Regions from separate parts of the Homo sapiens genome. Here region 1 is linked to region 2. The links are chromatin loops, found by intact Hi-C in ENCODE. Cell type or tissue: heart right ventricle. All regions are shown on one strand. Each heading gives the region's core, and the rest is flanking DNA. Links, peaks and the distances in the headings are about the cores only. Region 1 has its middle 53 kb from the start of AKAP1-DT. Region 2 overlaps AKAP1 (A-kinase anchoring protein 1).

Region 1 (4,391 bases), core at 89-4,088, 59 kb before region 2:
TTTTAAAATAAAATTTAAAAACAACCATAATACCATCATCACTCCCCTACTACCCCCCAAGTGAAAAATATCTTAGTATCATCAAATATCCAAAGCCCACGTAGACTACAAATTTATTTCCACCAATTCAAATTCCTGGGCTGGAGCATCTGATTAGTGGGTCTACAGGACTACTCTGTATCTACCAAGGAGGAGAGAGAGGAAAGGTATAACCTCATTGAGGCCCCAATAGCTTCTCATCAGAGGATTCTGCCTGATGCTGGCAAGACAAAAAAAAAAAAAGAGTTTTGCCAGGCGCGGTGGCTCACATCTGTAATCTCAACACTTTGGAAGGCTGAGGCAGGTGGATTGCTTAAGTCTAGGAGTTCAAGACCAGCCTGGGCAACATAGGGAGACCCCATTTCTACAAAAAATTTTTAAAATTAGCCAGGCATGGTGGTGAGCACCTATAGTCCCAGCTACTCAAGGAGGCTGACGTGGGAGAATCGCTTGAGCCTGGGAGGTCAAGGTAGTGAGCCACGATCATGCCACTATACTCCAGCCTGGACAACTAAGTGAGGCTCTTCCCCCGCTCCAAAAAAAAAGAAAAAAAAAAAAAGAAATGACTTCCCATTACAAGTGGTGTCAGCAATAATGCAGAAGAGAGGGAATGGCCAGAAAAGCTTTTGGACAGGAGGTCAGATTAAACTGAGCTCTATGAGATGGGTAGAGTATAGGTATCTAGAGATGGGTAGAGTGTAGGTACCTAAAGATGGGTAAAGTGTAGGTAACTAGAGAGACTAGAGGATAGGATATTTTTTATTTTATTTTTCCTTCTTTGTGATGGAGTTTCACTCTTGTTGCCGAGGCTGGAGTGCCATGGCGCCATCTCGGTCCACTGCAACCTCTGCCTCCCGGGTTCAAGCAATTCTTCTGCCCCAGCCTCCAGAGTAGCTGGGATTACAAGCATGTGCCACCACAACCAGCTAATGTTATATTTTTAGTAGAGACAGTTTTCACCATGTTGGCCAGGCCGGTCTCAAACTCCTAACCTCAGGTGATCCACCCGTCTTGGCCTCCCAAAGTGCTGGGATTACAGGCATGAGCCACCACGCCCAGCAATATTTTTTATTTCTAATAAAATAATAAGTGTAATAGTAACAAAATTTAGAAAATAAAGAAATGTAGGAAAATAGTTATTAAAAGTCTCATTACCCAAAAAAGTCATTTGGCTTAATTCATATCCCTATATTTTTTATTTAACGGGCATTATAAGAATTTATCTATGTTACTGTGGGTTCTTTGTCAGTATAATTTTTTTTTAAAGAGAGAAGGTCTTGCTCTGTTGTCCAAGCTGGAGAACAGAGTGCAGTGGTATGGTCATAGCTCACAGCAGCCTTGAACCTCTGTGCTCAAGTGATCCTTCTGCCTCAGCCTCCTGCATAGCTGGGACTACAGGTGCCACCACCACACCCCGCTAATTTTTCAATTTTTTGTAGAGACAAAGTCTCATTTTGTTTCCCAGACTGGTGTTGAACTCCTGGCCTCAAGTGACCCTCCTGCCTTGGCCTCCTGAAGGGCTGGGATTACAGGCCTGAGCCACTGTGTCTGGCCTTGTAAATATCATTTTTTAACAGATACATAATATTCCATTAAGAAAATGTTCTACACTTCATCTGACCAGTCCTCCATATTTTGACATTTATTCAAATTTCAGTTTTTCTTTTCTTTTTTTTTTTTTTTTTCAGACAGGGTCTCATTCTGTCACCCAGCTGGAGTGCAGTGGTGCCATCTTGGCTCACTGCAACCTCGACATCCCTGGCTCATGTGATCTTCTCACCTCAGCTTCCCAAGTAGCTGGGATTACAAGTGTGCACCACCATGCCTGGCTTATTTTTTAAATTTTTTTTGTAGAGACAGGGTTTCACCATGTTGCCCAGACTGATCTCAAACTCCTGGGCTCTAGCAATCGCCCACCTGGGCCTCTCAAAGTGTCATTTCAGTTTTTCTGATTATAAATAACTGTGATGAACATTATTTTGCTTAAAGCTTTTTCTGGTTTTAGAGTTATTTAATTACTATGGACTCCCAAAAGCAAAATTCTGGTAAAATGTTGTATAAATATTATAAAGAGTGGGGGTATTTCTGATACTGATTTTATACCACCTTATATTGTTATTTAGTAATCTCAAGAGGTGTTTCAAATTCTCAAGGCAAAATTGATAGAAATTGGTAAATTTTAAGACCATAGGCCCTAGGGTGTATAGCATAGAGGCAGAATTTTTAACTGCGCACACAGCGATCCAGAAAAAAAAAAAAAAATACTACATTTCCCAGCAGTTAAGTGTGGCCACGTGACTACGTTCTGGCCACCGGGATATAAACAGAAGTGTTCTGGCAGCAGCTGGAAACCGTCCCCTTTGGTGTACCTTTTGTTCCCTTTCACCCTCTTTTATTTTGCTGGCTGGAATGTGAATGCAACCATTTGGGATCATGGTAGGAAGATATGCTAGAATGAGCCGAGGTCCCCGAGGATTTTGAGGACTGGAGCCACCATTCCACCTTTGTACTCCTTTTCTCTCTTTACATGGAAATAAATTTTTGTCTTAAGCTACTGTTGGTTTGGGTTTTCTACCACTTACAGCCATGCCTAATTCTGACTAAATACAATGTGGTTTTAAAACTGGGACAGGCATTGTTATACTCTTCTTCATAAGCCCAGAGTAGCTGAGAAATGTTGCCATGGGAAAAAAACATTACAGGCCGGGCACGGTGGCTCATGCCTGTAATCCCAACACTTTGGGAGGCCGAGCTGGCAGATCACCTGAGGTCAGGAGTTCGAGACCAGCCTGGCCAACATGGTCAAACCCCGTCTCTATTAAGAATACAAAAATTAGCTGGGTGTGCTGGCAGGTGCCTGTAATCCCAGCTACTCAGGAGGAGGGTGAGGCAGGAGAATCACTTGAACCTGGGAGGCGGAGATTGCAGTGAGCCGAGACCGTGCCACTGCACTCCAGCCTGGGCAACAAGAGCAAAACTCCGTCTCAAAAAAAAAAAAAAAAAAAAATTTCAAATGTACTTTGAGATCAGGTCACGAGGAGGTTTGACTTTTTAAGTGTTCCTGATTCTAACAGAAAAGAAAACATTAGTGTCAGCAGCAGGAAATTTCAAGTAAAACTATAGGATTCGTGACGTCCAACTTCTAATTTAGTTGCTTCAAGTGTAAAGGCAAAAAGGAGTTGTGGGGTAGAGGGGAGAAAACTGGTTTGTCTTGTTTCCAAGGATTACTGCCCCTACTTCAAGAGCTATTAAAAGGTCCTCTTGAGAGAACTGTAACCAAAAATAAAGTGGCACTGGCAACTCTCTGGGAACACATTTAACTCTGCTCGTAGAAGCATAGCCTGTTTTAATTGGCTAAAGCCCAAGCCAGGCCCTGTTTTCATCTGAATTAGGAAAAAGCAACTGCTGAGAAAATATTTAAAAATAACTATACCAATGTAAAAAAGCAAAGAAAAAAAAAAAACAAACAAAACCCCAAAACCCTAAATTAAAAGAACATGTGTTCGAATGTACTTGGTTAAAGCCAGATGCAGTGGCTCGCACCTGTAATCCCAGCCCTTTGGGAGGCCAACATGGAGGATCGCTTGAGCTCAGGAGTTCAAGACCAGCCTGGGCAACATAGGGAGACCCTCTCTCTATTTATTTTAATTTTTTTTAAACAATGTACTTAAAGTAAATCAAATCTGGTGAAGACACAGATGCTTTGGGGCTCAGATCTATATGTTAGGATTGGGAATTTGTATTTTTGTTTCTCAAAAGTGGTCACTGACTGGGTACAATGGCTCAGACATGTAACCTCAGCACTTTGGGAGGCCAAGGTGGGAGGATCATTTGAGCCCAGGAGTTCTAGACCAGCCTGGGCAATATAGTGAGATCCTATCTCTACAAATAAAAATAAAAATAAAAATAAAAATAAAAAAAATGCCAGGCATGGTGGTGCATGCTTGTAGTTCCAGTTACTTAAGAGTGTGGGGTGGGAGAATCACTTGAGCCCAGGAAGTTGAGGCTGCAGTGAGCTATGATCATGCCACTGCACTGCAACCTGGGTGACAGAGTGAGACCCTGTCTCAAAACAAAAGAAAAATGTGGTCACTTCAGGGGGCAGTGAAGTAAGTGCAATATTTTGCTGTGATGTTTACAAGCAATCTTGGTATTTGATCTTTTCTGCCATTAGAATTTGTCAGCCAAGCTGGGCACAGTGGCTCATGCCTGGAATCCCAGCACTTTGGGAGGCCAAGGTGGGAGGATCGCTTGAGCCAAGGAGTTATAGACAAGCCTGGGCAACACGGTGAAACCCTGCCTCTACAAAAAAAAAAACAAAAATTAGCCAAGTATGGTGGTGCATGCCTGTA
Region 2 (4,391 bases), core at 258-4,257:
GCTCTCAGAGCTGAAACCTGGCGGTGATTCTAGGCAGGCTGGTTGGCCTTCCAGATCTTGGTTTATTCAGTGGCTAAAAGAGGTTTGGTCAAAATTATCAGTATTCAGATTATGGTCCTGGGAGCCTTGGAGTTAGACCAAACGTGCCCAGGGGCCACTGGAGTGATGTGTTTGGGCTGGGGAGCACAGCTCAATGGGTAGTACATGTCAAAGACTTAAGGGGAAAAAAAACAACTCACTGTTCATCTCAAGTTCTTAGCTCTAAGGTGTGCTACTGTTCTAAATATTTTTTATTTTTAAAGATAGCTTTATTTGCCTAAATTTGTCCTGGGTGTGGGGAGTTTAGAGCTGCCTTGTCTGTAGGGTAGCTGCTAGCTGTGTGACTAATTAAACTTTTCAAAGTATTTTTAAAAAAATTTCTTAGTGACATTAGCCACATTTCAGGTTCTCAGTGGCCTCGTGTAGCTAGTGGCTGCCGTCCTGGTCAGTACAGGTCAAGAACATTTTCCATAATCGAAGAAAGTTTTGTTGGACAGCGCCGGCCTAGAAAGTTTTTTTTTCTCCAACTCTAAAAGCTTAATTGTCTCAACTTGTAAATCTCTAAAGCATAACATGTTTGAGCTTAGTCTTCCAGAGTCCATAAACCCAACAGCTTTGGTGACAAATTATCTACTGGTTGTCTCCATGGCATACTACAAGTGAGTTCTAGTCTGCCAGTTGGGAGTGGACGAACAGTTTTGAAACAGTTTGAGTGAGGACCTTCAGAAAGGACCTGGGGACAGGAGCGTGAAGCAAAGGTCCAGATGCTAAGCCCTTAGAAAGCCCTTTTGGTTTGAAGCCGTTTATTATCATAAAGATCCCTGCTGGTTTGTCCTTGGTCTCCAAATGTCAGATGTCAACATATTGTTACTTGGTCCTTCACCCACCTGATGACTTCCTACAGATCTCAGTGCGGCCCTTCTCTTAAACGAGGTTGTGTTTTCATTCTGCTGTTTCCAGTCCACCTAAATGTTAGGGGCCATTCTTCACAGAAGGTGTTGGGGGAGAGTGGGGCCACAGCGTGGATGCTAACGTGTTCTGTTGTGGCAGGGGTGGGGAGTTCTTTGTTTCCAGATGCCCCCTCTTCTAGTCCTGGGTGTGCTTTGTTTGAACCCTGCTAGATTGACCTTTGGTATATATAATGTGAGATCTCTTTTCTTGGAGCCAGGCAGCATAAAGGACACTTACTGATGAGCACCTACTGGCATATTAGTGGCTTTTTTTTTTCTGTGTCATTTTTATTCTCTGTCAGCCCTATGAGGTTAGTACAGTGATTAGTTTGTGGGTGAAGAAACAAGATCCGAGTAGAGTAAACTGGTCCCTGGACACAGCAAGGGCTGGACTGGCTTGGACCTGGGCTGGGGCGTGCTCCCCACCTCCTCCTCTGCCCCTGCCGCCCCCCATGCTCATTGGTTGTTGCTTATTTACTGCCCCTTTATCACCACATCCTCATTCAGGAAACTAAACTGGGTTTTACAAAGATTAAAATCATTGATCCCACATATGGAGTCTGACTTAAGTGTGTTCAGCCTCGTTACAACTCTGTGAGGGAGATATTCCCTATTACAGAACATCTTCATTTTATGGGAAACTGAAGTACAGGATCCTACTCTTAACTCTCTTGTCTTTCCAAAGCCATATTTTATCATCAGAATTATGCAACCATCGGGTGCTTTTGAAATGCACAAGTAATGACTATGAATAAAAAAAGCTGTGCCTGAGGGCTCAGGGAAACTGCTCTGAAGACTGAGCTGATTGAAAAAGACAATCCTGAAGTCACTAATTTCCCGACACCTGTCAGACCTCACTTGGAGGTCACAGACCATCTCCTGGCCCTCCAAAGGCTGTCACCCAGCAGTAGCTGGCCTCCTGATTAGAGGAGGCAGTAAGATCTTTTCAAGCACAGCCCCAGCCCCCATCCCTTCTCTGGCCTGGGCCTGGATGTGCCTTTGTGAGGTTGGGTCGATGACAGATCTGAAGGACAGTTCAGTCTTCTGTACACTCCTTCTTGCCCCTCCTTTCTGCCACTCCCAAGAAAAAGGAGCAGGAGTGATTCTCACTTTCCTGAACTGCCTTGGAGGGAGACCCACACTCAGCTGTGCCTTTAGCTGTCTCTGGGAGAAAAGGCCGTGCTGCAAATAACCTCCCTGCTTTGTCCTTTGGCTTTGGTGTGGCTCACCTGGCCAAGCATGTGCTGGTGCTATTTTTAGCAGGTGGCATCCTTTAGGAGGGCCAAGTGCATGTGGCTGCAGTGTACGGGACAGGTCCTGGTGCCAAAGCTGCTGCTGTCTCTGCTGCCACCGCCTCGTCAGGAGAGAGAGGAGAATAAAGCCACCCTGGAAGCTGCCAAGGGGTGTGTGGAGGGGGTGGCTGCTTAAGAGGTCTCCAGGGCTGCCTTTTCTATTCTGGATCTGTGGCAGGGGCCCAGCCTGCCTCCTGGTGCAGGCAGGCATGTGACTGAGGCAGCCCGGGGAGCTGGGGAGCTGGGGAGCTAGGTGTCAGACTGCTGCCTGGGGAGTGAGGACCCCTTGTTGCCCCAGCAGGCAATTTTTCAGGAAACCACATAACCCCATTAAAAACATTATTTATTTATTTATTTATTTATTTAGAGATGAGGTCTTGCTTTGTCACCCAGGCTAGAGTACAGTGGCTCGATCATAGCTCACTGCTGCCTTGAATTCCTGGGTTCAAGGGATCCTCCTGCCTCAGCCTCCCAAGTACCCGGGACTATAGGTGCACATCATGATGCCTGGCTAGTTAAAAAAATTTTTTTTGTAGTGATGGGGTCTCATCACCTTGCCCAGACCCATTTCAAGACTCCTAGGCTCAAGTGATCATTCCATGTTGGTCTCCCAAAGTGCTGAGATTACAGGTGTGAGCCACCGTGCCTGGCCCCATAACTTCATTTTTGTGTGAAGTTGCCCAGCCTAAAGGCTGGCCACTAAATGGACACTTAAAAACTCTCTAATAGTGTGGATTGGTGGGCAGTCTGATTCCTCTGGCTTAAACCAAAATGCAAACATGAAAGGAGGCATGGCCATAGACCCCCGGTGAGAATTCTTTACTGTGATGACACAGAAGCTGAAGAGGGATGAAAAAGCAGTTTGACCAGCAAGCTTGCTGGTTCCCTAGGCCACCCTTTCTTCTCTCCTTTTCAGTTCCTCCTTCCCTCTAACTTGGAGCTGCTAACTCCAGCCCATCTAACTGTTTCTGATTAAGAAAGCTTCAAGCCTTATAAGGCCCTCTGTTGCCTATGGTTTATGTTGGCTGGAGAGCAAGGTTGTTTTTTGCAAAGTCTGATTCAAAGAAGTGGCAAGGGCTTACGTAGGCTGTGTGTGTCCGCCTCCTGGGGCTGGACTGCCTTATTGGAACAGGTTCCTTTGAGGGAGCCTGAGAGTAAGGGGGGCTTATTATCCCTTACCCTTAGTGGTGGCTCTGTAAGGCTAATGTGTGGTGTGGCCACAGGGCTTCCTGGCAAGTGTATTCGCTGAGAACTTAAAGGTAAAAGCAAGCCCCTGTTTACCTACACAGTGTACCTGTCATGCTACCAGCCACAGAGGCATCCTGTTTCAGGAATCAAGTCTGGAAGCAGCTTCTGCTTATTAATTAAGAACTAAAGCCCCTTGGCTCTTCAGGCACATCGCTTTCCCCTCTGGAGAAAGTTTGGTGGACCGTGTCCCTTGGGGTTCTTGCGAGTCCGACTGGCCTTCCGCGCAGTGATGTTGGAGAGCCCTTTTTCTGAGAGCCATGCTCTGCCTCATCTTCACCTCCCCTCTTGCTACCTCTTGAGTCAGCCAAGCCTGTTCCTGCCTTAGGACTTTGGCACATGTTCTTCCTGCCTGGAACTTTCTCCCCGCTCTCCTCCTGCTTCCCCCCAGATCTTGGCACAGTTCTCAAGTGTTCCAGTTCTGATGCCACCTCTTCCAAGAGGCATTCCCGCCTCATTCTGTCTGCAGCTTCCCCTTCCAAGTGCTCCATCCAGCCTTTCTCATTTCAACCACAGCACACAGAAAAGGACTAGGTGACCGTTCCTCAACTCTCCCAGCTGGTGCCCTGCTACACGCACAGGGATATAGGTAATTCATCACATGCAAGGGCAGCCTTAGGGCTCAGTTCTCTCAATCAGTTGAGAGAGGCTGCAGGTCTTTATATTTAAGTCGCGGAATCTTTGCAGTATCTTACCTGTAATTTGACTCTCTACCCTTCCTTCCACCTTTGCTTCCTGAGGGATCTCTTTGCCTTATGTGCCCAGCGAACTTGGCTCACAGTGCGTGTTAAACTCTTTGTTAAATGACTGGCCCTGAGAGGTCCAGCCATCTGATGCTGGCTAGCCCTCAATGCCTTGCTTCCAG

The links. Peaks named below come from ENCODE experiments on the same cell type or tissue, not always from the same donor. Only the 100,000 strongest peaks of a DNase experiment are listed, where the experiment ranks them.
Region 1: a loop joins it to region 2, with 2.1 times the contacts of the local background. A loop is called at or near these places in 17 of 110 quality-filtered maps.

What each region holds. Positions count from the first base shown.
Region 1 is chr17:57,030,177-57,034,567 of GRCh38, forward strand. No RefSeq gene overlaps it. Among named protein-coding and RNA genes, the nearest start is that of AKAP1-DT, 53 kb to the right of the region's middle. In heart right ventricle, for the core only: no CTCF peak of the experiment used is centred there; a DNase peak (open chromatin) is centred at 2,375; H3K27ac peaks cover 2,210 bases.
Region 2 is chr17:57,089,060-57,093,450 of GRCh38, forward strand. The region is part of intron 1 of AKAP1 (A-kinase anchoring protein 1); the gene reads left to right. Among named protein-coding and RNA genes, the nearest start is that of AKAP1, 6.0 kb to the left of the region's middle. RefSeq lists enhancers at 2,353-2,902, 3,825-4,324. In heart right ventricle, for the core only: no CTCF peak of the experiment used is centred there; a DNase peak (open chromatin) is centred at 2,342; H3K27ac peaks cover 4,000 bases.